Linked DNA regions of Mus musculus: all the other regions are linked to region 2. The links are chromatin loops, found by intact Hi-C in ENCODE. Cell type or tissue: heart. All regions are shown on one strand.

The links. Hi-C counts contacts between places; a loop is a spot of excess contacts. Peaks named below come from ENCODE experiments on the same cell type or tissue, not always from the same donor. Only the 100,000 strongest peaks of a DNase experiment are listed, where the experiment ranks them.
Region 1: a loop joins it to region 2, with 2.9 times the contacts of the local background. A loop is called at or near these places in 7 of 42 quality-filtered maps.
Region 3: it touches region 2 in a loop (4-fold over the local background); 10 of 42 quality-filtered maps call a loop at or near these places.

The regions. Positions count from the first base shown.
Region 1 is chr3:79,020,682-79,028,681 of GRCm38, forward strand. No RefSeq gene overlaps it. Among named protein-coding and RNA genes, the nearest start is that of Gm52609, 32 kb to the right of the region's middle. In heart, a CTCF peak has its summit at 3,656 (motif pointing left); DNase peaks (open chromatin) are centred at 3,450 and 5,520; H3K4me3 peaks cover 273 bases; H3K27ac peaks cover 1,660 bases.
Region 2 is chr3:78,960,100-78,968,099 of GRCm38, forward strand. It overlaps the pseudogene Gm9762. Among named protein-coding and RNA genes, the nearest start is that of Gm23440, 16 kb to the right of the region's middle. In heart, no CTCF peak of the experiment used is centred here; a DNase peak (open chromatin) is centred at 4,332; H3K4me3 peaks cover 889 bases; H3K27ac peaks cover 272 bases; H3K27me3 peaks cover 463 bases.
Region 3 is chr3:79,491,348-79,499,347 of GRCm38, forward strand. Fnip2 (folliculin interacting protein 2) reads right to left here. Exons shown (of 17, transcript NM_001162999.2): 9 at 1,929-2,130; 10 at 1,485-1,573. Among named protein-coding and RNA genes, the nearest start is that of Gm36442, 17 kb to the right of the region's middle. In heart, a CTCF peak has its summit at 4,027 (motif pointing left); no DNase peak of the experiment used is centred here.

The DNA of each region.
Region 1 (8,000 bases), 61 kb after region 2:
TATTTGTTTTTTAGATACGTCCCCACTATGTAGCTTTGGGTGGCCTTAAACTTTTGCTATTCCTGTCTGTGTGTGTGAACCACCCCACACAACTTTGAAACAGCTCTTTACAAACCTGATGCAAAGAGTCCATGATGACATTTAACTATTTTATTTATTTTAAGTTAGCTAGCCATAAAAACTACCACTTTAAGTAAAAGTGATTGACTCCTTGGGAGCTTTCAGAACATCATTACCTAGTGCCAAGAGATACCAAGTTGCCAGGATCTCAAAGCTACCCTCAAGGGATCACTATAGCTTTATCCAAGAAAAATGGAAAGACCAGGGCTTCCTCCTTGGCAGTCGTGTACTATTAGAACACAAACATTTAAAATATGTATGTGTATATACATGTATACACATGTCATGAAAATTGCTAAATGCTAAAAAGGAAAGCATTGAGGATAAGATTTAGAGACATAATACCAGAAAAATTTTGTATAGAGTATTTAGGAAGTCTCTCTGAAGAAGGGCCTTCTTTCAAGCAAAGGCAAGGAATATGTGTTTGAAACAGTACTAGAAAGGTTTAGAGGAAGGGTATTCAAGACTGAAGGAAGAACAAGCACAAAGATGCTGGGTAGAAATGCCTAAAAAACCAGAAGGCTAAACAGTGAAATTAATAATAATAATAATAATAATAATAATAATAACTGACCAAGCCAGCTCAGTCAGTCAATGGATTTTTTTCCAGGGAGGGAGGGAGGATTGAAGAGAAACAGACAATTAGACAGGACAATTAAGCACTATAACAGGACCCCAGCCAGTTCTGAAGCTAAAGGTGAGTTTAATTTTTTCTAGTCTGTTTTTATATTATTCTGGGTACATACAAAGAATATGGTCAGTCCTTAAAGCATAAAAAGAAAAAGTAGCCAAGGAACAAACAGGACAAAAATCAAAGTAATCAAACAGGGCAATAAACCAAGTCCCATGGTCACTATGTCTAAGGGTTTATCAGGCTGATCCAGATGCAAAGAGTGCAATACATTCTTCCACTGTACTTGCCTTGAGCCTACTTCACTGTCTCAGTCCAATATCAAATCCATGCCAAATTCCTAGAAGCAGCCCCAAAAGCTTTCTATTAATAATAAAAGTAGTAATAGTAATAACAATAATAGTAATAGTGAAAGAGGAAGGCTAGTGCTGGCTACAAAGTAAGTGAAGTGCAGGTTGGAGAATTGGAAAATGCAGCTAACGTTCTTAGGGACCACTCCAGATCCTGAATAAGAACATGAAAACTTACTATATTTATTATAAGCTTTGGACACTACAGCTGGGCAGATTCTCAGCTATTCTAACCCAACAATACTGGTCTAGCATACATCCTGCTAATGGCCCATTATCTGTCCATGACTGAATTACTTGAGTGCACATGTAAATACTAAGCAGTGCCGTGTACATTGGCTAGCCATAGTTTATTAAACCTGGGAATGGAATTCCTGTTAGCAACCAAGGAGCCATAGAGAATGGGCAGTCAGATGGAGTTTGAGTTCCAAGGTGTCTCCTAAGTTGAGTAAATGAACCTGGGTATTTTGTTGTTGTTATTGTTGGGTTTGGGGTTTTATTTCGTCTTGTTTTGGTTTTGTTTATGTATTTGCCTAGATGTGGTCTTTAAAGCCCTGGAGCTACGTGAGCTTATGTAGGAGAAACTTGTGTAGTGTGGGAAGTCTGCAGCCCATGAGTCCTCTAACATTTAGAGGTGACAAACAGGGGAAGAGTTGTCCCAAAGAGGCTGAGAGAGAGTCACCCCAGAGAGGAAAAGCAAACTGGGGAAACAGAGCCCAGGAAAACCAAGCATTGGTGTCTAAAGTAAAAGCAAGCAGGCAGATCAGACGTTGATAAAAGCTCAAAGGAGAAGCAGACATTAGAAGGAGATGTGTCAATATCTCTGAGGGTGCTGGCAGCAGCTGTGCGCCACTGAGTTTGGATCGAAGCCTTTGGAGAGAGGCTGTGCCTGCGACCTCTGTGAACACTGATGTGCAAGCCTTCAAGGGCATCCTGCAACACTCTGATTCCTGTTGGCCTAGGTTTCAGAACACCCACCCACCGCCCTTAGTCTCGTGTCCTCATGTCAATGAGCCCTTGAGCCCATCTTGGGTCTGTGACGCAGTCTCTCATGTGAGGAGTGCCACACAGCATAGCACAATCTCTCAGTGGTCGCAGAGGGTGTAGACTGAGGGGGTTTATTTTGGTGGTATCCTACAGGGACAAGGATAAGCAGTTCTAATTAGAGCCTCCTTTGGGAACTATGTTAGCTCATTATAGTGAGTGAAAAGGGAAGGGGGAGCAGCTTGTGAGAGGCCTGAGAAGGTTGTTGTGCTGGCTTGAGTCTCCCTGAGAGTGGAAATTGGACTAAGAAGAGGGGTGTGTATACTGTCCACAGCCATAGCTCGGCCTTGCTGTGAGCTGTAAAGAGTAAATAAATATAGAGGAAAACCAGCCTGTTACTTGGAACAAACCAGGATTTCATGCAGAACGGTGATAACGGTGTCAATCCTTAGCGAACCAATCCAAAGAGAGGAGACAAATGCAAAAGAGTGAAGAATCAGAAAACGTGGCTAGGAAAGACAGGAGGATGGGATATCGCTAAGAGGGTGAAGTAAGACAGGAAGGGGTCATGTGTAGGACCTAAAAATACTGGTGACATACACCTCTAGATCCAAGGACTTTATCTCTATGGCTTACAGGCCAGACCTCTGTCTCCAGTGTTGTCTCTGTGTGCTGAATCATGGAGGGTATGAACAGCTCATCGCACGAGTGCTTGGACTAAATCTGCTTCCCAGAATGCTCTGCCTGAGGAGCAGGGCTGGCTGGTACCTCTTCATGGCCTATCCTGAGTGATCACTCGCCTGCCTCAGAAATGCTCTCAGAGGGTGAACAGTAGCAACGTCAATGCATCCAAATGCAGATCTTTACTCCAGCCTGTTTGTCAAGCGGCTAGGGAGTAGAAATTTGCAGCCAGTGTCCATCAGGAGCCCTTGTGGGGTGCGCGATCGCCACGGTTGGGGAAAAGGAGGCTAGTGGTCCATATGAACCACCCCAGGAAGGTTCTGCCCGCACCGAAGTCTACAGGGTGAACTTGACTGTGATTTGGAAGGGCTGTTTAGCTCTCGACAGCATCTCTGCAGGAAATATTATCTCCATCTGCAAAGACTGAAAAAAGCCTGGGAGAGGCTGCACTAGTCAGTCTAATTTTAGAACTGCATTCTACACAGTTCAGAGGGAAAAATTGACACTTGCTAAATTAATTCAAATTGGTTTGACTGCAAACAGAATTTAATTCCCACAGGGAATCAGGCAATTCCATCTCCGGCAGAAAGGAAAATCTAAGTCGGCCTGAGATTAAGCCCTTGAAGTCACAGCCATCTGCCTTGTCTCCAACCTCAGGATGTCATGTCACAGCAAGCTTGTCCCCTATGGCAAAACAGCCCCCATGAAGCTCAAGGGTAGGATATCCAGCACCGAGCTCCAGGCATGGAAGTCACCCTGCACTGCCAATCCCTTCCTTCCACTAAGGGCAGGCCTTTAAAAGTGGGAAAATGTCCCAGTAGGCTGGCTCTCTTGCTAGTTTTGAGTAATGTCAGTTCTCCTTTGCTCCTTGTGGCTCTAAACTTAGCCTGCATGAGTGCCACCAGCTGGAAGGGCTTGGGCTTTGCATATCTCTGCAACAGTAACACACTTCGGTCTTTGTGTTGCTATATGAGTTAAAACATTCAAAGCATCTAAGTGACTTTCCCTTCTCAGCTGAGCACCTGATTAAAAACCACCACCCCCCCCCATGTGAGTTATGTCTATGTGTGTGTGTGTGCATGCATGTGTGTGTGTGCTATGTCTGTCTGTGTAGATACGTGTGTGCATATTCATGTGAATACAAGTAGATATGTACCATATGTGTAGGTTAGAAGACCACCTCATGCCTTGGTCCTTGCATGACACCTTGTTCAAGATAGGGTCTCTCTTTGTTGTTGCCTTTGTGTTCCCAGGTACCTGCCTGTCATTGGATGCTCCTAGCTTTACCTCCCAACTCACTTTTGCAGCATCAGGATTTCAGACATTTACTCTTATGCCTGGCTTTTACCTACATTCTGGAGATACAAAGTCAGTCCTTCACACTTACAGGGACAGTGCTTTACCCACTGAGCCATGTCCGGGGCCACAAACTGATTGTTTTTAAAGAGAAATATTTGATAGCTGCTACTATAATTCAGATCTTGATTATTCCCCCAAATTGGTAGCACATGTCTCAAATCTCAGCCTTTGGGTGGCTGCGCAGACAGACTACTATAAGTTAGTGGCCAGCCTAGGCTACATAGCAAAAGCCTGTCTTAAAGCAAGAGAATAAGAAAATTATTAAGCCCTGCATTTGAAGTCTTGGTCCCCAGCCTGCAGCTATATTTGGAGGCTATGGAACCTTTAGGAGATCAAACCTAAGAAGAGGGAGTTAGGCCATTGGGAGTGGAACCTTGCAAGGGATGTTGGACCCTTACCTTCCCATTTGCCATGGATGCATGCCTCAGATCCCCTTGAATTGGACTTGGGAATATTTGTGAGCTACTGTGGAGGTTCTGGGAATTGAACCTGGGTCCTCTGCTAAGTACTCTTTAGCATCAAGTCATCTCTCCTGCCCCAGCTTCTAGTTTTACATGTAAATTCCTCTTTCCTGAACTACCACCTCCCTTCACGTTTCTCCATGACTCACACCCTCCAGTCGCTCAGTCCTACATTTACTGCCATCTTATCACCCTGCTCCCTTGAAGACTTCTAAATCAGAGGAAGGGAAGCCTGCAGTGATGCTAGAAAGTTAAAATCATATTCCCGCACCCCACCCCCATTGTTTACTCCATGAGGAAATAACAGGCCACCTCAGCAGCTCCCCTGAGGGTTAGCATGTGCCCTGGTGGCTCACAGCATGAGGGCTTAAAAATGAGAATTTTGTCCAAATTAACCCAAGAATTTTGAGCAGAGGCTAATTTCCTACCAGCCACGCCATCATCATCTCTCCAGAAGTGCTTGGATTCAAGAGAGACCTTCCCACTTGTGGCTAACAGAAGTCCTGTCTGTGTTCTGAGCTGCACGGTTCAGTTCAGGTTACTTTAACATAATGTCAAGTAGCCAAGATAGAATTCAGCCTGTAAGGTAAGCTGAGCTGAGAGTGTCTTCTCCCTCCCTTGTGGAAAGGTTTCAGAAGAATGCCCAGACCTCAAAAAGGTACAGCCGAACCTCAGTGAAGTGTAGGCCCCAGATGCTCCCCCATCCCCCATTCTTCTTGTGCCTCCATTGAACATCTCTCAAATGCTGGGACAGATCATGTGACTCAACTCAGGGTCCACCCAGGACATCTTCACTTTCCCTTTAGTCTGTTTTCCCTGGGGTCAAAATGGCAGCTGAAGTCCAAGAACGTTCCTGAAAGCCAAAGTAAACAACGGAAGAACTCTTTCTCCAGAACTCCACAGTTGACTTTTCCCATCTATAAAAAGATGTTTCAATTGACAGGAAGTAGTGTTCCTTCTGTCTGACCCATGACTCCAGAGGGAAATTTAGCTTCTTGTCCATCAACACACCAAGATGCCTGGGGAGTCCATCTGCTTGACTTCCTGTGCTTGCCTGTTAATCTTTCTTGGAAACTGGGTACTCCGGTCATGAATGCCATGACATCCTTAGAACTCAGTGACCCTTTTAAGTACCCCAAATCACTAAGCTCTCCCCAGAGGTATCTCTAGTTAGAAATCTTCCTTTAACTAAATCAGACTCAAGGCCCAGACATACTAGCCCATGGTTTTGCTCCTTCCATATACTAGAACTTCAAGAAGAAAAATATGCTTCGGTATTTCATTACTACTTTTTAATTTATTGTGGTGTATTCATTTCCTATTGCAGCAGTAGCAAAATATCACCAATCTACTGACAGCACAAATTCATTCCAGCAGTTCTGGAGGTGAAAACAGCAAGGCAGTCTTTATTTCAATTGGATTTATTGATTTTATTTAATGTGGAGTGTTTTGCCTTCATGTATGTACATGTACCTTGTATGTGCTTGTTACCCTCCAAGGTCTAAATAGGGTATCAGATACCTTGAACTGGGGTTATAGGTGGTTGTGAACCACCATGAAGGTGCTGAGAATCAAACCCAGGTCTTCTACAAGAGCAACAGGTGCTTCTAATTGCAGAGCCATCTCTCTGTCCTCCAATAAAGTGGTATTTATAACGTGACTTGTTCTTTCCAGACAGTAGTGAAAGGGCTTGCTCCTTGACCTTCCCACCTATGGCCACGTCATTTCAAAATGTTTCTATCCATATCTCAGCCTCTTCCTTCTTTGACCTTCTTATCTCCGTTTTATAAATACCATCAGGACCACACTTGGGATCCAAAAGACAATGAGTACAACCTCTGCACCTCAAGGCCATTAACTGAATCATGTTCATCAGGGTCACTTGCCATATGAAGTTACAATTTTGAGTCCTGGGAATAAAGAAACCAATACCTTGGGGTGGAGAACTGGGCAGGGAGGATGGAGTTTCTATTACAGCTTAGTACACATGGCTTTAACTCATTTTGAATAATTGAACCAGTCTATACTCTTTTGAAATTTTGTTTTATATACATGAACAGCACAATATGACAAGATGAGCATTTTAGTTTGGCATCCTGTTTAATTGCTGTTTTGAAACTCTGTACTTTGCCCTGGCTCCTTCAATTCCATTTGCCTTCTAACAGTGACACGGTCCTAGCTATGGCCAGTTAATCAAATTCTCAGAAACCATCTTGTACTAATCAGAACTCTCTGGGTTGTCAGAGTAACCTGTCTTAACTGGCTTAGATGTTTTAAAATTATTGCTTACAGAACTGAAGCTCACAGGCCCTGGGCAGGTTCAGAGATAGATGGAGGCAAACACTCAGTTGCATCCTCAGGGGTTCCTTACCAGCTCCAGTCCCTTGGCTTGCCCTGCCTTCTATGTTGGATTTTCTGTTCTGAGCTGGAAGCTACTAGAAAAATCTGGTATTCTAATGTATCAATGGATTTGGAAGCCTTAGCAGAAGATAAAAATATCTCCTCCCCTGAAGTTCCAACAAGATCACAAGGAGGCTTCTTCTTCACCCACTGGGCAGGGATGGTACCACTTGGATGTGCTGTACTCCTGGAACCAAGAGTGAGCGCCAAGTAAGGTAAAAATCAGCAGATGTGCGTGGGGGTCAAACAAAACCAACACATCTGCTCTGCTCTCAGACCCCAGGCTATATACTCCATGTAGAATGTATAACAGCTATTAGTTTCAGAAGGCCAATATTTCTATTTCTTAAAGCTAGATCCTCCCCTTTATCCTTGAGCTACACAACGCTAATTGGTTCTTTTGGGGTTTTCAGATACCATGGAAATAGAGGGATGATCTTTTCTCAAGCCTAGGACTGGATTTTAAAAGAACTGTTTATTAAAATGACTTGGGTACTCTGGGGGGCGGGGTTAAGAAAACCACAACACAAAAGGCTTGGCCCTGTCTGAAAAGTCTGTCTAAATCTGTTTAACTGGAGGAAGTGGAAGAGATAACAAGGGTCTGGACTGTCAGAAGATAAAAGACAACGATGAAAGTGTGGCGTGTGGCGTGTGGCGTTGGGGCGCTTCTCTCCTTCCCAGCGAAGCACAAAGAGCTGCTTATCTAACAGAGGCGGTTGTTCTGCAAACTCCAGGCTAGATGATAAAAGGCGGCTGATGAACCTTTTCTTCTGTGTCTTCTCAAGTTATTTCCACAGGCTGGTTCTGGGGATTTTCAACTTCAATTTCTCAGCAGAGTGTTCGCTCTTTGCCCGAGATTACATACCTATTCTTTGCCTGGTTTTCGTCTTTATTTTATTTGGAAAAAAATCAATTTGGCTGAGGAACCTCAGAATTGAAAATGGCAGGAGTGGAGCCAGCTCTCTGCCAGACTACCTGCTCTGGAACATGTAACCATGACACTCCATTGAGAGG
Region 2 (8,000 bases):
ATCAGTTCATGTCTCCCAGGAAAAGTGATATACAAAAACCAAAAATAATTTATGAGTACTTGAATGCAGATGGGGAAAGAAGACAGAACATTTTGCCTGTCCAGAGAATTGTCCAGAACACTTCTTTTAGGAACCCATCCACTTAGAATCCTCCTGCCTCTGCCTCTTCAGCGTATCCTATCAGTGGACCATCACAACGAGCAGAAACAAACAGCTCACAGTGGAGGCTCAGGGATATTTTGGAAGAACTAGCAGAGAGATTGTGAGACCAGAGAGTTTTCTCTGAGTGGTGTCTCCTAGGAATGAATGGCAGAAGCTCTGCCCATAAAATCCATCAATATGGCTGCCTAACCCTGAGCTGAACAAGAACCAAATCAACAGATAATGCCAAAGTAGATGGGGAAAGCCCAGAAGACCTCAACCCTACACAAAGTTCTACAGACAACTAAGGACCACTTGGAGTGGGAGAAACAGTCTTCCTCAGAGAGAGCACAATGATTGGTTGTTCAAATCCAAATCGCATTGAAAATGTACACAAATAATACCGAGTAGGATGTGCTTATTTATTTAAGTGAGGAGAGAGAGCTATTAATCAATTAATGGAGAATAGATGCCATGAGTTTGAAAGAGAGCAAGAAGGGGTGTGTGGGAGGGTTTGGAGGGAAGAAAGGGAAGGGAGAAAGATATGATGTAATATAGTTATATTATAATCTCAAAAAATAAAAGATAACATTACAAGCCTGACTTTCACCATAATGGCTGGTGTATAAACCAACCCAATATTCATGACACTTGGCGGTAGGCAGGAGATGTCCCTCTCCTCCCACTAAAGAAAGCAATTTTGATCCGAGACACCTGCGAACATGTTGTGCTACAGGGCAGAGGGGAATTGAGAAGCATGGCTAACATAGCAGTTGTCAGCCTTAAAGGTGGTAGATGACCCTGGAGTGCTGAGACAGGCTTAGGACCATCACAGTGTAACATAATTCAAACCTACAAGGAATAGAATGGAAGGTTTGATCTAGATAAGGATTGTGGTATTGAGCCCCTCTGTATTGGAACAGATCTGCTTAGTAGGGCTTCTCATGCAGACCTTAGACGGGCACAGGGGAGAAGCTAACTGGCAAGGAACATCCAGCACTCATGAAAACCTCAACTTGATTCCTAGTAAGGAAAAACAGTTCTTAGACCCCTTAAGGTCTTGAGCAACAAGGGAAGGAGCCTGGAATCAAAGACTGTCCAGAGAGCAAATGGGGCATGCCACAACACTGCAGCCCCTCACAGCTACTTCTCGATGGGAAAAGGCAGGGTTGTTCTCTGAAAGCTGAAACGAGCCCAAGATCTATCCCTTCGCTTCGTTCCTCATGCACTCATGTGTGCAGTATCGTATCTTGCTATTTTTCGAAATATGTGGAAAGAAGCCAAAGAATATTAAAGAGAATTCTGCAGAGAGGAAATGCAAAAGACTTTTACCCTTGGGGGGAAAAAATCCCTTGTGTGATGCAACCTTCCAAGATGACTCCATATTTCCTACATACATTTCTTGATGTATAGCACCTGAGTGTTGTCCTAGAGAATTCTCCCTAGAGAATGAGAACCAAGATTTGATGGGCTAGCCAGTCCCTTAATTAGGTCACATTGTAACACAGAGGTGGTAGGAAAGCCTGGCCTAGAGGCAGGGCTGTAACCTCTGCAATGGGGAGGCTGAGGAGAAAGACAGAAAGCTTGAGAGCTCAAGAAGAGCCTGGGCTACATAATCAGATGCTGTGTTTTAAACCCAAGTCTGGAAAGGTATGTCAGAGGTCGAGATTTACTGACATGCCCAAGCCTTACTCCCACCCTGCTCTAAACCAGAACCACGGAAGAAAGGATAATTGTTCTGTTGATCACTCTATGTCATTCAGGATTGCAGTTTATCAGACTGAGATAAGAGTCTCCCGTTGTCTTAGAGCACACACACTGCATGCTGTGTGGTACATGATACACATGTCAGTAAACGGTTACTGTTATGAAATATAAGGCAGGCGACAGGCAGGGGTAAGGGGGTACCTCGGAGACCCGTGCCAAGTTGTCCCCCGGAAAAGTCACAGCATGAGGCAGACCTGATATAAGGAGGTCTATTTGGGGAAGGGAGGAAAACGAGGGCCTGGAAAGGGGTTAGAAGCAGACAGAGCCACGATGCAGGGGGTTGGGGGGGAAGGTAGAGAGAGAGAGAGAGAGAGAGAGAGAGAGCGCTGGGGTAGCACTCAGTTCTCTTATATGCTGCCCAGGCCACCTGCACCTGTCAGTGGCACAGATGATGACACACTATTGCTAAGTCCCTGTTACTGAGTCCCTGGGAAGAGTTCAGCCGAATCACCTGCAAGCTAGCAGTTGCACCTTCTATAAGCTAAGACATCCAGAAAGGAGATGGTGACTTTGGTCACACCACTAACTGCAAAGAAGTAGATTCTGCCAACTCTTGAAATAAGCCAGGAAACAGACACTTCATAGCTGAACCTCACAAAGAGAACCCAAAAAGAGAAGCTTCCTCCCTTCCGACCCCAACCCCACTACCTGTTCACCCCAAGCTGAGAACACCACAGCTGGCGTGTGCCCGGGTCTGTGACCCCTAGAAACGGAAGTATTAATATGTGTATTATTAAAACTGTGGCATTAATGAGTCACTCTGAGGTAAAACTGAGTCAAGTACGGCCTGAGCTTCATAGCAAAGTCCTGTCTCTAGAAAACAACAACTACTGACAGCCACAGTAGTTCCTGTGTGGCCATTTGTTACAGCGACCACAGTAAGCTTTACGTTATTCAGGAATGTAACCTAGAGGCCGAGGGAGAAACCATGTGCGCCTTGTCTGCCTGGAAAATTTGAGATTATGCTGTGTGAGCAAGATTACGGAAAACAGGCATCCTCACACATTACAAGAGGCAGTTAAGTCAGTGTGATTCCTATGACAGCTAATTTTTAAATATATATATATATCAAGATTTTAAATCACAGCCCTGTCAGCTATCAAGTCTATTTATAACTTATCTGGAGATACATTCACTAGCAAGAATAGGCTAACACGCACGGAAGCATGGTTTGTAACAATAAAAAATTAGTATAATCACTGCATTAATGAGCAGGACCCTGGCTAGGGGAGTGTGATGGCCATTCTTGGTTGTCAAGCTGACTACATGTACAATACATGTGAAAACCAAGTGCCTGGGCACACCTGTGAGGGATTTTTCTTAATTAAATTATTTGAGGTAGGAAGACACCCCTTTAATCCAAAACTGTGAGGTGGGGAGAGCCACCCTTAATTTGGGTCATACCTTCTGCTGGCAGTGTATATAAAGGACATGGAAGAAGGAAGCTTTTGTTCTTGGCCTGTTTGTTCTAGCTGTCAAGCCCATGCCATCACTGGAATTAGAGCTATTTCTTCAAGATCCTGGTATATATGGAAGACTAACTGAAACACCTAGCCTTTTGGACTAAGCAAATACTGAATTCTTCGACTTTCCATTCGTAGAGAGCGGTAGTTGGATTAACTGGAGTCTAGCCTGTAAGCCGCCCTAACAGATGTCTAACAAATTAATATATACATTTATTCTACCATCAGGACTGTTTCTCTAGAGAACCATGACTAATACAGTAAGTTATAGTCTTTGATAAGCTAGATTCTTTGGAGCCATCAAACATGAAAAAGACTTAAGTATTATCTTAAAGATATTCAAGATATTTTTGTAGACAATGAAAATAATGTCTTGTTTATTTTTTTAATCAATGTGATACTAACCTAGACACACCAAGGAAGAGAGCATTACAACAGAGGGCTCTCCTCCATCTAATTGGCCTGTGGAATGTCTCTGGGCATTTTCTTGATTTCTAATTGATGTAGGAGGGCCCAGGCCACTGTGGTCCTTAGATAGGTGGGTGTGAATTGTATTAGAAAGGGAGATGATCACGCCAGTACACCCATCTCTGCTTCAGTTCCTGCCTCCAGGTTCTTCCCTTGAGTCTCTCTCTGCCTTGCATTCTCTGGACGATGGTTTGGTGAAACAAGCCCACTCCTTCCCAAGTTGCTTTCGGACATGGTGTTTATCACAGCAACAGAGACATGGATAGCAAGCTACCATCTGGGGGCAGAAGCTGAAATATTATCACCAGGGAAGGGGAGTGGATGCCATTTAAGATACTAATGAGAGTATCTGGCTCAGAGATAGAGGCGGTATAGATGCATTGTATACCATGCCCCTAGTGAAGACATGAGAGCAAGGAACACCCAAATATTCACCATAAAGTGACACGCTGCAGAAGACAGCCACCACCCTGGGTCGTGGGAACCGCTGCTGAGATTCCCAAGAGATGTCATGAGAAGAGCCTCTGTGGACCCAAGAAGTGAATCGTGAGAAAAAAAAAAAAAAAAAAAAAAAAAAGTCGGTTTTCAGTTTAACCCAAACCGGAGGAAACCAGGGTGAGTTCAGATCTTTCCTCTCTCCCTCTCCTGACCACATCCTTTTGCTCTAGCCAGAAAAGTCTCATAAAATTGATCTGAATTAGAGTTCCCACTACTTATGAGGCTAAGCATTTTAACAGCTGACCAGAAGAAAAAAAAAAAAAAACACATTGCCTGTGTGTGAGAGAACAAGTAAGAACTTTGTCTTAGATTTCATTCTGTGGGTAAACTGCTTCCGCTGAGAAAAACCCCAACTGTGGAGAACAAAGCTAAGTTTAACTTTCTAGGGAAACATGCGAGAAAACTGTAAGGACAATGAAGAAACAGCATTTTGAACATGAGCGAGCAACAGATAAAATTCTTTTTCTACACAATAAACGCTACAATGTCGATTCGAAACTTACTGAGGAAAAAGGAACACTACTTGATGGTTAATACTTGGAAAGTGCCAAGAATAAAATAGTGACAAAGCAATGCCCTCGGGTACCGTGCGAGTAGAAAGAGAAACCCACAGTGACATTCCCTTCACATCACGGGGTTGTGTTTTATTTTGTCCTGACACTCGTTTTACTGTATCTGAGACAGAAAGTTAGGCCTCACACATGCATACTCTATCAAAGAGCTATGCCCTAAGGCCTGTCCCATCATGCTTTGCTGGGTTTGCCCCGCACCGCACCGCACCGCACCGCACTGCATCACCCTGCCTTGCTTCTGATTCAAGATTTCACCATGTAGCCTAGACTGACCTGGAACTCCTACTCTCTTGCCTCAGTCTCCCACGTGCCAGGCCTACTCGCATGTGTCACCATGCTCAACAGCTCTCAGCACCGCGCAGTTCCCATCTCCTGACCCTGTTCCTCCTGTGACACAGGAGAGGCTTCAGACATGAGATAACAGAAAGATCTGATGGCATTTAACTTTCTTTTTTTTTTTTTTTTTTTTTTTTTTTTTTGTAATGACTGTAGTAATCAGTTTATTACACAGATGAATCATTCGTGAACGTACAAGCTCCAGAGGAGCAACAGGGTCTTAAATATACACACAGATTTCCATCAAATACATCTCCACCCTTACATCGAAATAGGCCTAAAGCAGTTAAAAACATAAGAAAAATAAGAGCTATTAGCTATGTATTAACTGAGAAACCACATACAAACCAAAGATTATGGAAAGGGGCTAAAAGGAGGAAGGCTGAAAGGGCAGGGAGATGTGAAGTGTTGGGAACAAAGCCCACCACACTTTATGTACTAACAGCTCCAGTCCATTTAAATGTTGATCCGTTAACCTTAGACCTTAAAGCACAGCATGTAGTTTAATCTGTTTGGTCATAACTTTCACCTAAGTTGTAGGTCCTTCAGGATGAAATGAATATAGAAACAGCTTCACGTTCTTCACCTTGCTTTTTATGACTGTTTGAGATTGGATGGACTCCACTTAAGGACAATCTCCTATGGGTCACTGGAGCTTTTCCTCCCATCCAAGCACACACTGTGTACCTACTACCCCTCACATCTTGCCATTATCCAAAGTTAAGTCAATAAGGAAAGCTTTTAGTCTCACACCTAGGTTATGCCCGGAGAACTGGCTTCTCACACACACACTTCTCTGCTAGGAGGCAATGTTGGTACAGAAGTACAGTATTTCTAGTTTGTTGTTCCAAGTATGTACAACACGCAGCACTGCTGTGTCAGGTAAACATGTGCACAGGGGAAGATGAGGCGTGGGCTCATAGAAAGCAGTCAAATGGAAATCAAAAGTACTTTCTCTCTCTCAGAGTTCCCCTAGCTTTATTTGTAGAGGTTATCCAATAATTTCTTTAATTACATCGCATACTTCTGAGTCCATTCCCGAGCTATTCTGTTGTACTTTTCTCTATCTGTTTTGTAGATCCGAGCAATCTCAGGCACTAAAGGATCATCTGGATTGGGATCACACAACAGAGAACAGATGGACAAAAGTACTTTTGAAATAGTTAGTGCTGGAGACCACTGTGACCGTAGAATATCAAGACAAATGCTGCCATTACTGTTAATATTTGGGTGATAAATTCTTGTTGTAAATGCAACCTTAGGCGGTTTGAAGGGGTAATCTGTTGGGAAATGAATTGTCAAGAAAAATACTCCACCCTGATAGGGGCTGTCATTTGGCCCCATTATTGTAGCCTGCCAATGAAACATATCATCTCCAACAGGACCTGCTGAACACTGTGCTGGGGGATCTCGAGCCAGGTCATTCAATTCCTTGTGGATTCTCTTCAGAGCCATGGTGGGAAACGGTGGCGACGGCCCCCGGGGCGGGAACGGGGACGGGGGAGGGACGGGGAAGGGGCGAGGGGGCCTGAGGCCGCCCGAGCGGTCGCGAGTCGACCGGAGAAGACCGGGAGCTCCCGGGAGCGCGGATCAGACGAGCTGAGGGCCGAGGCCCCACTCAGCTTCTGGGCCTGCCGCAGCGGTCACCGCATCACCCGGCGGCGGCCCCTTTATGCGCTGCTGCCACAGCCGCCGCCGCCGCCGTAGCTGCCTCTTCCTCGTACGCTCAGCGCCGCCTGGGAGGAAGAGCCCCCAAGCTCCGGGCTCGCCCAGCGCCTTACGGTGGCGGAGCCGGGGGGAGCCTGCTCTCCTGCCTGGTGCAGGTGGACTAAGGGACGCGCGGGCGGGCGGCGCCGCCCGGGTGGGGCCGCCTTAACTTTCTATATATGCTTTAAGTCGAGTCTGGTAAAACTGTCTTGAACTCTACAGTCACTTTCAAGGAATGCAGCTGAGACCTTCAGAAATAACAGTCAACAGGAAAATGAAATGGAGGTCCCAGCTCAGAGAAATCACTTTCCATGTAGCTCTCAGCCTAGTCCCAGCACAGCATCAAGCCAAGATTAGCTGAAGAAATACCATGGTGACAAAAGGGGTTCCCTCTTCAGTTTCTTTTTATTGTGAAGTTTTTCTACGTTATATTTTAATTAGCATAAAATGTAAATGGCTCTGTTGTGACATTTTTATACTTACTTTGTATTTATCGATAAGCCTTTTTTGGACGAAGCTCTCCCATGCTCCTTCACTCTCCTGCTAACCAACAACCCATCAAGTAGCCCCCTTTCTCTGTAAATGTCATATAAACCATCTATCTTTCAGACTTCGTCTTCCATGGTCCCTTTTCTAGGAATATACACACACAAACACACGAAAGCAGGTGGTATTTGCTTTTTTTGAGTCTAGTTACTTCACTAGATATAATTTATACAGCTCTACACATTTTCCTGAAACTTCATTTTTTTAAAAGAAATAAACAATAGGTCCCTTCCGGTCTTCGCCAGCACTGGGTCACCTTAGGCACAGAGTCAGCAGATACCCACAAGGTCCCGAGAGGACTCTCCATGAGATCTTAGGACCACCGGTGAGTGGAAAACAATTTCTATTCCATTCCAATAACACAGGACCAGCATTAGGGAAGCAGAAAACCCAGCCTGACCAGGGTCACAAGTCCCTTCTGGTCGGCGCCAGCACTGGGTCACCTGGGTGAGGAATCGGAAGACACCCCCAATGTCACTAGAGAACAGCTTCTGAGTCAGAC
Region 3 (8,000 bases), 530 kb after region 2:
AACAATAGCAGTGAAGATGATTATAGTAGCAAGGCATAGGATTTACCTACAAAATTTATGTCTCAGCTGGGTGTGGTTACACACGACTTTAATCCCAGCATTTGGTAGGCAGAGGCAGGTGGATCTCTGTGAGTTCGAGGATAGCTTGGTCTACACACTGAGTTCCAGGACAACCAGGGATACGCACTGAAAATGTGTCTCAAAAACCAACCAACCAACCGACCAACCAAAATAATACTAGTACATTATTTTGTCTGTTCCTGGAAGGGCTCACTGTCTAACTGTAAAAGTCCTCTATAGACACAATTTCTGGTTCTTTATTTTCAGGTTTTCACCTCTGAAAGATTAGTAGTGTGATTAGATTAGCATCCAGACACTCAAGCACAAGTCAGCTCCGAATGTCGCCACAGCAGGATGACACTGCTGCCCTCAATGAAGACAGCTTACTCAACACCTTCAAGGCACTCATCACATGATCAACATAAACAGTTCCTTATCTACAGCTGGAGGTCGGAAGCTGTAGTCATTTTACTTCAAGCAGCATTGAGCTCATCAGCAAGAAATGTTCTAACATTCTAGGAACTGCAATGTTTTTAACCCCTCAGCTATTTGCCACACTGCTTTTCAGTGAGACTCCATTCCCTGTTAAGAGACTGGCTCTGAGGAACTCAGATGAGCATGGGGGGGGGGGACCCCATCTGATAGCAGATCACCCTGCTAACCACACTTTGGGCAAGGGGTATAGAAAACCAGTGCTCATTCACAACAACTGGTGGAGCTCTGGATTAGTTAGAAACTGCTTTCAGTATCTGAGAAGGGACATCATTCGATTCACTATCCAGACCAGGGCGTGTACCACAGGCTCCCATGTGCACTAGATGTGCCCTGGCTAGGTCTCTACAACATGCACATATTTTCTTCATTCGTTCAGGGCACAGGCAGCACCACACACTTGGACCCCAGTTTTAACATTTGTACAAAGGATAAAAAGGCTTTGCCTTCAAAGTTTAATGGGACAACAGATATAAGATCATGAAACTGATTACAAGACATCTTTAAAATTAGTGTTCAGTTCATTCTGATGAAAACGATCCCATTATGCCAGACGTGGTAATGCACACTTTAATCCCAGCACTCAGGTGGCAGAAGCAGGAGGATCTCTGTGAGTTTGAAGCCAGCTCAGTCTAATAGGCAGTTCCAGGCCAGCCAGGACTACATAGTGAGACCCCCACTTTAAAATAAACACAAAACAACAACCCCACCCCAAGAACACAACAAACAAAAAAACTGACCCCATTAAGAACTGTCAGGCACAGAGAGAGTTATTACTCAATGTTTGGCTTTACGTACCCTGCTCTCATGGGTAGCGACACTAAGATGACTAAATATGGCCAGTCCCCCAACTCTTTTAAGACATAGACTCATGACAGTTGGTCATACTACTGCTCATCACTTCCTGTTGGATTTCCAACCTTGAACTTTACCTGAATTCTCCCAGTGCTTCCATCAGACGGCTCACATAGAACTGGACTCGGAGACTTGATTCAGAGATCTTCCTACAGGAGATCATGGCCTTCATGGAAGAGAGAGAGCCACGTTACTCTCTAAGAAGATATTCCTCTATGACTGGCCTGCTGACTCACTAATGAACAACGATGCTATAATACATTTAAAATATTGATGGTAATGACATTCTTCCTCATCAAAACCAGTAACTTCCTTCCCTACAGCACCCTGGTCTCTAGCCTTAAAAATCCTAGGGTCATCATACAGGACACTCTTTGACCGCCTTACGCAGGCCATCTCCACATAACGTGTCACTTTAAACTGCAAATCTCTCCCCTATTGGCCACTAAGTAGGTCACAATCATATCACCTTCCATTTCCTTATTTAAGTGTTTGCCTGGAATGGAGCCCGGGGCCCTTACCTTTTCGATTGCACCCTTCAGCCTGTTCATGTGAGATTCAAACAGGGGGAAGTGGGAGAAAAAGAAGTCCTGGAAATCCCGCTGGGCGGCCTCTCTCTCACACAGGGAAAAGATGATGCTGATGGCGATCTTCTTCCTTCTAACCATAGCTGGATTAGAGCTACACGTTTCTTCGGCCAAGCTAAATGTCTCATCAGTTGACCTGGAGGAAAATTAGGTTTGAAAAGCGGCCATGTATCACTGAGTCGCTGAAGGTAAGCTGTCTTGTCGTGGGGTGACACTCAGAATGCTTGTGCAGAATACCGAGAATTCAGCCGGCCAGCCATCTACCTCCAACTCATTCTCTTACTCCTTTATCAGGAAAACCAAGAGGATATGCACTTACCAACATTACACGTCTTACACACCACCCACCATCTTACCATCCAAAGCAGCTCAGACGGAAGCCAGTGGCAGCTTAAACGTGTGACTCTCACCCTTCTGATTGCACTGAGGAGTGGGAGAACACAGGGTCTAGCTAGAGAGGCACTCGTGGGGTAAAAGTCTTTGCTGTGTTGCACATGCCCAGTCACCTGAGCTCCATCTCTGAGATCCACTGAAAAGGCTCATGTGGCAGCACAGAGCCATGATCGAAGCATCCCCACTGCGAGTGACAGGCAGGGACAGAAGAATTGGTGGTGGGACACTCGCAGGCCTGCTAGCCTAGAATACGACACAGGAGAAACAAGAGAAACCTTGCCTCAACAAGACAGAAGGCAAGAACTGACTCCTGAAAGTTGTCCTCTCATGCTCACGGTGCTCTCTGGCACATGTGTGCCCTAGAATATAAAACAAACGAACCACGGAAACTCGGGTCCTTGTTTTTTAATGATAGGTAAGAACAGATGAGAGACTCAGAAGACGGGTCCTGTGGAATATTCATGCTTCGACACTCACTGGCACCATCCCCAAGGCTATTAATACCAATAGATGAAGTAACTCCTCTAAATGCTCCAAAGAGGCCATGTGATTAACTGACTGAGCACTCTGGAAAATCCGCTAAGCAGAAAGGCTCAACTCTCTTCTAATATGGTCAAAAGGCTCTGCTTCTGTAATAAAAGAATTACAGAGCCAATAGCTTCTTAATACCCGTCTTAGGAATAATACAATTACGCTTTAACCATGACTCTTATTTAAATGCTATGAAGAGTCACGAGAGCTACCACAATATCTACTAACAGCAAGAGGGAAAATAAGAAAAAAAAAATTGTTTTGTTCTACACCAAAGTAAAGGCCAGAGTATACTGCAAATTAGTATAACTAGCCTGTCACACAGCAGCACGTGGCACATTTTCTTTGTCACCAACTATACCATTTTTAGGGCTCTATTCACAGTCTGCAGTCTCTTGTAAGTTTTGAACTATATGGGATTTTACTAACACACGCACTAACATTTACTAACATACGGCCAAAGCTGCACGGTTAGGAAAGCAATGTTAAAAAGAAGGCTCTGAGGTGTCTGTTTCTGCTCTCTCTATCATCCCTCAAGATCTGGGATGAGGGTGTAGGCCATAAGGTCACTCCTGATCTGCAGGTGTGGAAACACACCAAATATCCTAATAAACCACCAACTCTTTTCTCTGAGAGATCTGCCCATCCTAGTGACAGAAAAAGCTTGGAGAATCATGCAGACTGTCACAGATTTTCACACAGAAAGTGACCTGCTATTTGAAAAGGCTCCTACTCTTGTTATAAAGTCCCTGTATTAAAAGCTTGTTCCTATGCACCAGTTTATTTCTGTTACACAAATAGAGATTCTAGCCAAGTGTGGTGGTGCACATCTGCAATCCCACCAACTCAAGAGGCTGAGGCAGACAGGCTGAGGATATAGGTTTGAACTCAAGTCCAAGGACAGCTTAACAGTGTGATCATGTAAAACTTGCCTCTTTGCTGAATGTTCTATTTCTCACCTTTCTCAAAAGCAAAGCACTCGCATCCTCCTCAAGCCACTTGGACTTTCATGCGCAAACTGTGGCCATCGCTGGGCTGTCATTCACCTCCTTCTCTCCCTCTAAACTACGTCACCACAGCTATGAGCTTTAGCACGGCAGAGAGTGCCACCTGCTGAATGCTGTAAAGCTTCCCTGGCTGAACCGAGGCCACATCTCACTGTCTCCATCACACATCTCTTCGAGCATCTAAAGCCACTGGACTTTAGTGTGTAGTCCTGGATCAGCTCTCCACAGTGAAACAAACCAGTGTCCTGATTATCTTTTAAGTATTATTCCACAACAGAGAATGCTTGGGAATGTTTCAGAGAACCAACTGTATAGCCAGATACTTTTTCATCCTCTCTCCAGGTCCATGTGTGCTGCACAAGCTGTTTTGGAGTACACAAACTGAAACAGCGCTTGCTTGGGGACAGAAAGCTCTCTGGCAACGATTGTAGAGTTATAACCCAGGATGCAGGCTCTTGGAAATCAACAGTGACCAGATGCTCATCCTGACTGACCCATCAGCTCCAGCTCATGCTACTGGATGCTCTGCGATGCACTACAGGGAAGATCCGGAAGCACTCAGACCAGTTAGTGGGTTTTAAAACATGAGCGCACATGCATGCGTGCGCGCGTGCACACACACACACACACACACTCACACCATGGCTACTCACTTAAGCCTTTCCCATCACACAGAGGAGGCATGGAATTCCATACTCTATCACATGAGAGTGTGGAGTACAGAGTTAGACCCTATGTCAACAAAGAAATAAGTAAATGAAGCTGTGTTTTGTTACACTTAAGAATATACTCTTATATGTAAGTACCTCAAAATCATAATCACTCAAATTTATAACTATCATCATTTTAGCACATATGAATAAACTATAATCGATATATCAGAGCTGCCAAGCACAATTACTGTTGAGGTCAGATTTGAACTTACACTGAACCTATGAAACAGATAGTATGATGAGCCTAAGAATGTCCCACTGGCAACTTTGTTCAATTTAATAACTAGAAGGCTTGCAAGGGGCATGTCTCCATGTCTGGCTCCTTTGGGATTCGGGTGTTTCTCCCTAAGGGATGAAATGCCCGAGGCTCCTCAGCCCCCACAGGTATCAGAGCTATTGCTAGCTGCAGGATACAAACAGGTGTCCAAATAACCCAAGCTTGCCACCTAGCACGATGAAGTCAGAAAGGAGCCAGCCTTTAGATTTACATCATCCTTAACTACTAACTCTCTTTAAGAAGAATATTCTACTTATTTATATTAAAATTAGCTTTCTTTTTTCAGATACGGTCTCATCCCATAGCCCTGGCTGCTTGAAACTTGCTACATATACCAGGCTGTCCTCAAATACATCTGTCTCTGCTCCCTGAGTGTTAAGAGTTGAAGGTGTATACCACCATATAGGATAGGAAGGGTGTTTTTAATTACTGTGGACTTCCTTTCAAAGCCAGAAGCTTTTGATGCCAGGCTCTGTTCCAGTGGTAATGTGTACGTGCACTCTAGCACTCAGCCGTGAGAGGCAGTGTGTGTGCACACCAGCACTCAGCCGTGAGAGGCAGTGTGTGTGCCTGTACTCAGCCGTGAGAGGCAGTGTGTGTGCACTCCAGCACTCAGCCGTGAGAGGCAGTGTGTGTGCCTGTACTCAGCCATGAGAGGCAGAGTGTGTGCCTGTACTCAGCCGTGAGAGGCAGAGTGTGCCTGCACTCCATGCTCTAGATCAGTGTCAGCCCCAGAACAGAGGATGGGAATGGACAGAAGGGAGGAAACTGAGTTTCCAGGCCACATACTTCCTACAGGGAGTAGTCAGCAGCAGAGGGAGGCTCCTGGACCTCTCAACTGCACGTTCCTACAGGACAGGCTGGGACCCACAATACACTGATCACTGTGTTTCCTCTTCTGTGTTAGTTACAATAGCAGAGTGGGACATCAATACTTAGAAAAAAATAAGATTTAGAGAGAATCATGATACTGTTTTGTACCATATTAAATTATAACACAAAAATGTTATTTTTAGAATTTATAATTTTATGTTGTTCTTCATATAACACTACTATATTTTAAGTAAGATTTTTTAAACATGAGCTTTACATTTTAGCACCTGTACTAGCATTCTTCTTGCCTTATGAGTAGGGGCCTGGCATTTTCACATTGCACTAGTCCCATAAATTATGTAGCTAGACCCACTACGTGCCCAGGCTTTCTGAAGGTCAGATTCTTAGTTAGGTGGAGGCTCAGCAACAAGTCACAGTTCCCAGTGCCAGGTCTCCACTCAGTTTGGTTTTTTATATTTTAGAGGCATAGGCTTGAAAATGCTACCGACAGCTTCAGATATAAATCTGAAGGGATGGAAAGGCATTTGCACTGGAGAGCAGTCCTGTGACGGTTCTCTGCATCCATCTCTTCCCACTGCAGAGGCTGCAGAAAGGTAGTGGGGATGGAAATGGCATGAACCTGACACATGCCAGACTGATACCAATGAGAGCAGAAACACTGATAAGTTTGCCCCATTGGCCAATGTTTTATCTGCAGTTTAAAAAAAAAATTCTGGGCACCTGAGAGGCAGAGGCAGGTGGATCTCTGTTGAGTTCAAGGCCAGCCTGGTCTATATAGTAAGTTCCAGATAGCCAGGGCTATGTAGAGACCATGTCTCTTTTTTTTTTTTTTTCTTTAAAATTTGTGTATGTGGCTTGTGTACCTATGGCATGTTACATATCTGGAAGTCACGGGTAACTTCCTAGAGCCGGCTCTCTTCTTCCACTGTGTGGCTCCTGATCAACCTCAGGTCTCTGAGCTTGGCAACCGGTGCCCTTAACCACAGAGCCATCTTGAGAGCCCAAATTTGGTTTTTTTTTTGGTTTTTTTGGTTTTTTTTGAGACAGTGTCTGTGTGTAGCCAAGGCTGGCCTTGGACACAGCTTGCCCTAAGTCTCCCCAAGTGCTAAGATTATATATATGCACTGCCAATGTTTTATTTGCCATACACTAAACGTGACCTGACCACCTGACTGGATCATCTAGTTGTATTCTCCTAACGCAAAGGCTGAACCCGTTACCATCCTAATGCTTAAGAAGAAGCTGCAGGGACCCAGTTAATATGCTCCAGCACGTGTGTGATGAGGGCAGAGCTAGACTTGTCTCTGACTCCACAATCTCACCACTCCACTTTAGTCCACTCAGTAGACTAAAGTGAAGGACCAGCTGCAGCCTTTTAGGGTCTTGAGAGAACAGAAGAGATTCCCTCAGCTCTCTGCTCAGCTTATCTTCCTTTGGGGCTCCTCATCACCCTCGGTCCCCCCCAGAGTCCCCACCACTTCGATTCTCCCCGCTTGGTTCCTATGCACTCTGAGCCTTCACAGTGTTTATCCGGTACTGATCTTCCTTGACACCTGTTGCCTGGGACATCAACTACTTCAGCACAAGCACATGGTTGAGTCATCTTCACAGATTCTCTCAAACATAGTGACTACTAGGCAATCTACAAACTCAGCGAATTGACATAAATAGCTAGCTCAGTGACATGTGAAAATTCCATTTAAATGTTTTGAGATACAAAACCAAGGGGTTGGATGCTACTGGTATAACATCAAATGTATGCTCTGCACACAAATGAGTAAGCTTTAGGTTCAAAAACAAACTGAATCAAGGTAGAAAGTAACTTGAGGCTATCTTTATGTATTCTCATATTTTTACCTGTGTAGTCTAAGGATTTAAGTGCCACAAAGGAACTGTGCCTCAAATATCATATTGGAATCATTGTAGCCAGGGAAGATATTTATCCCAGCTTTTCTTCTTTTTTTTTTTTTAATTAAACTAATAAAATTTATTTTAAATATACAACTCAGTATTAACATTTTTTAAGTCATCAAAATAATTTATAATAGCTAAATGCCTCTTAGATATACATGGTATCTTCTGACACTAAATGTAATATGCACTCAACTACTTTTAAAAATCTATTTGGAACATTAAATATGATAGAATAAAAAAAAAAAAACCTCTTGGGCTGGCGAGATGGCTCAGCGGGTAAGAGCACTGATTGCTCTTCCAAAGGTCCTAAGTACAAATCCCAGCAACCACATGGTGG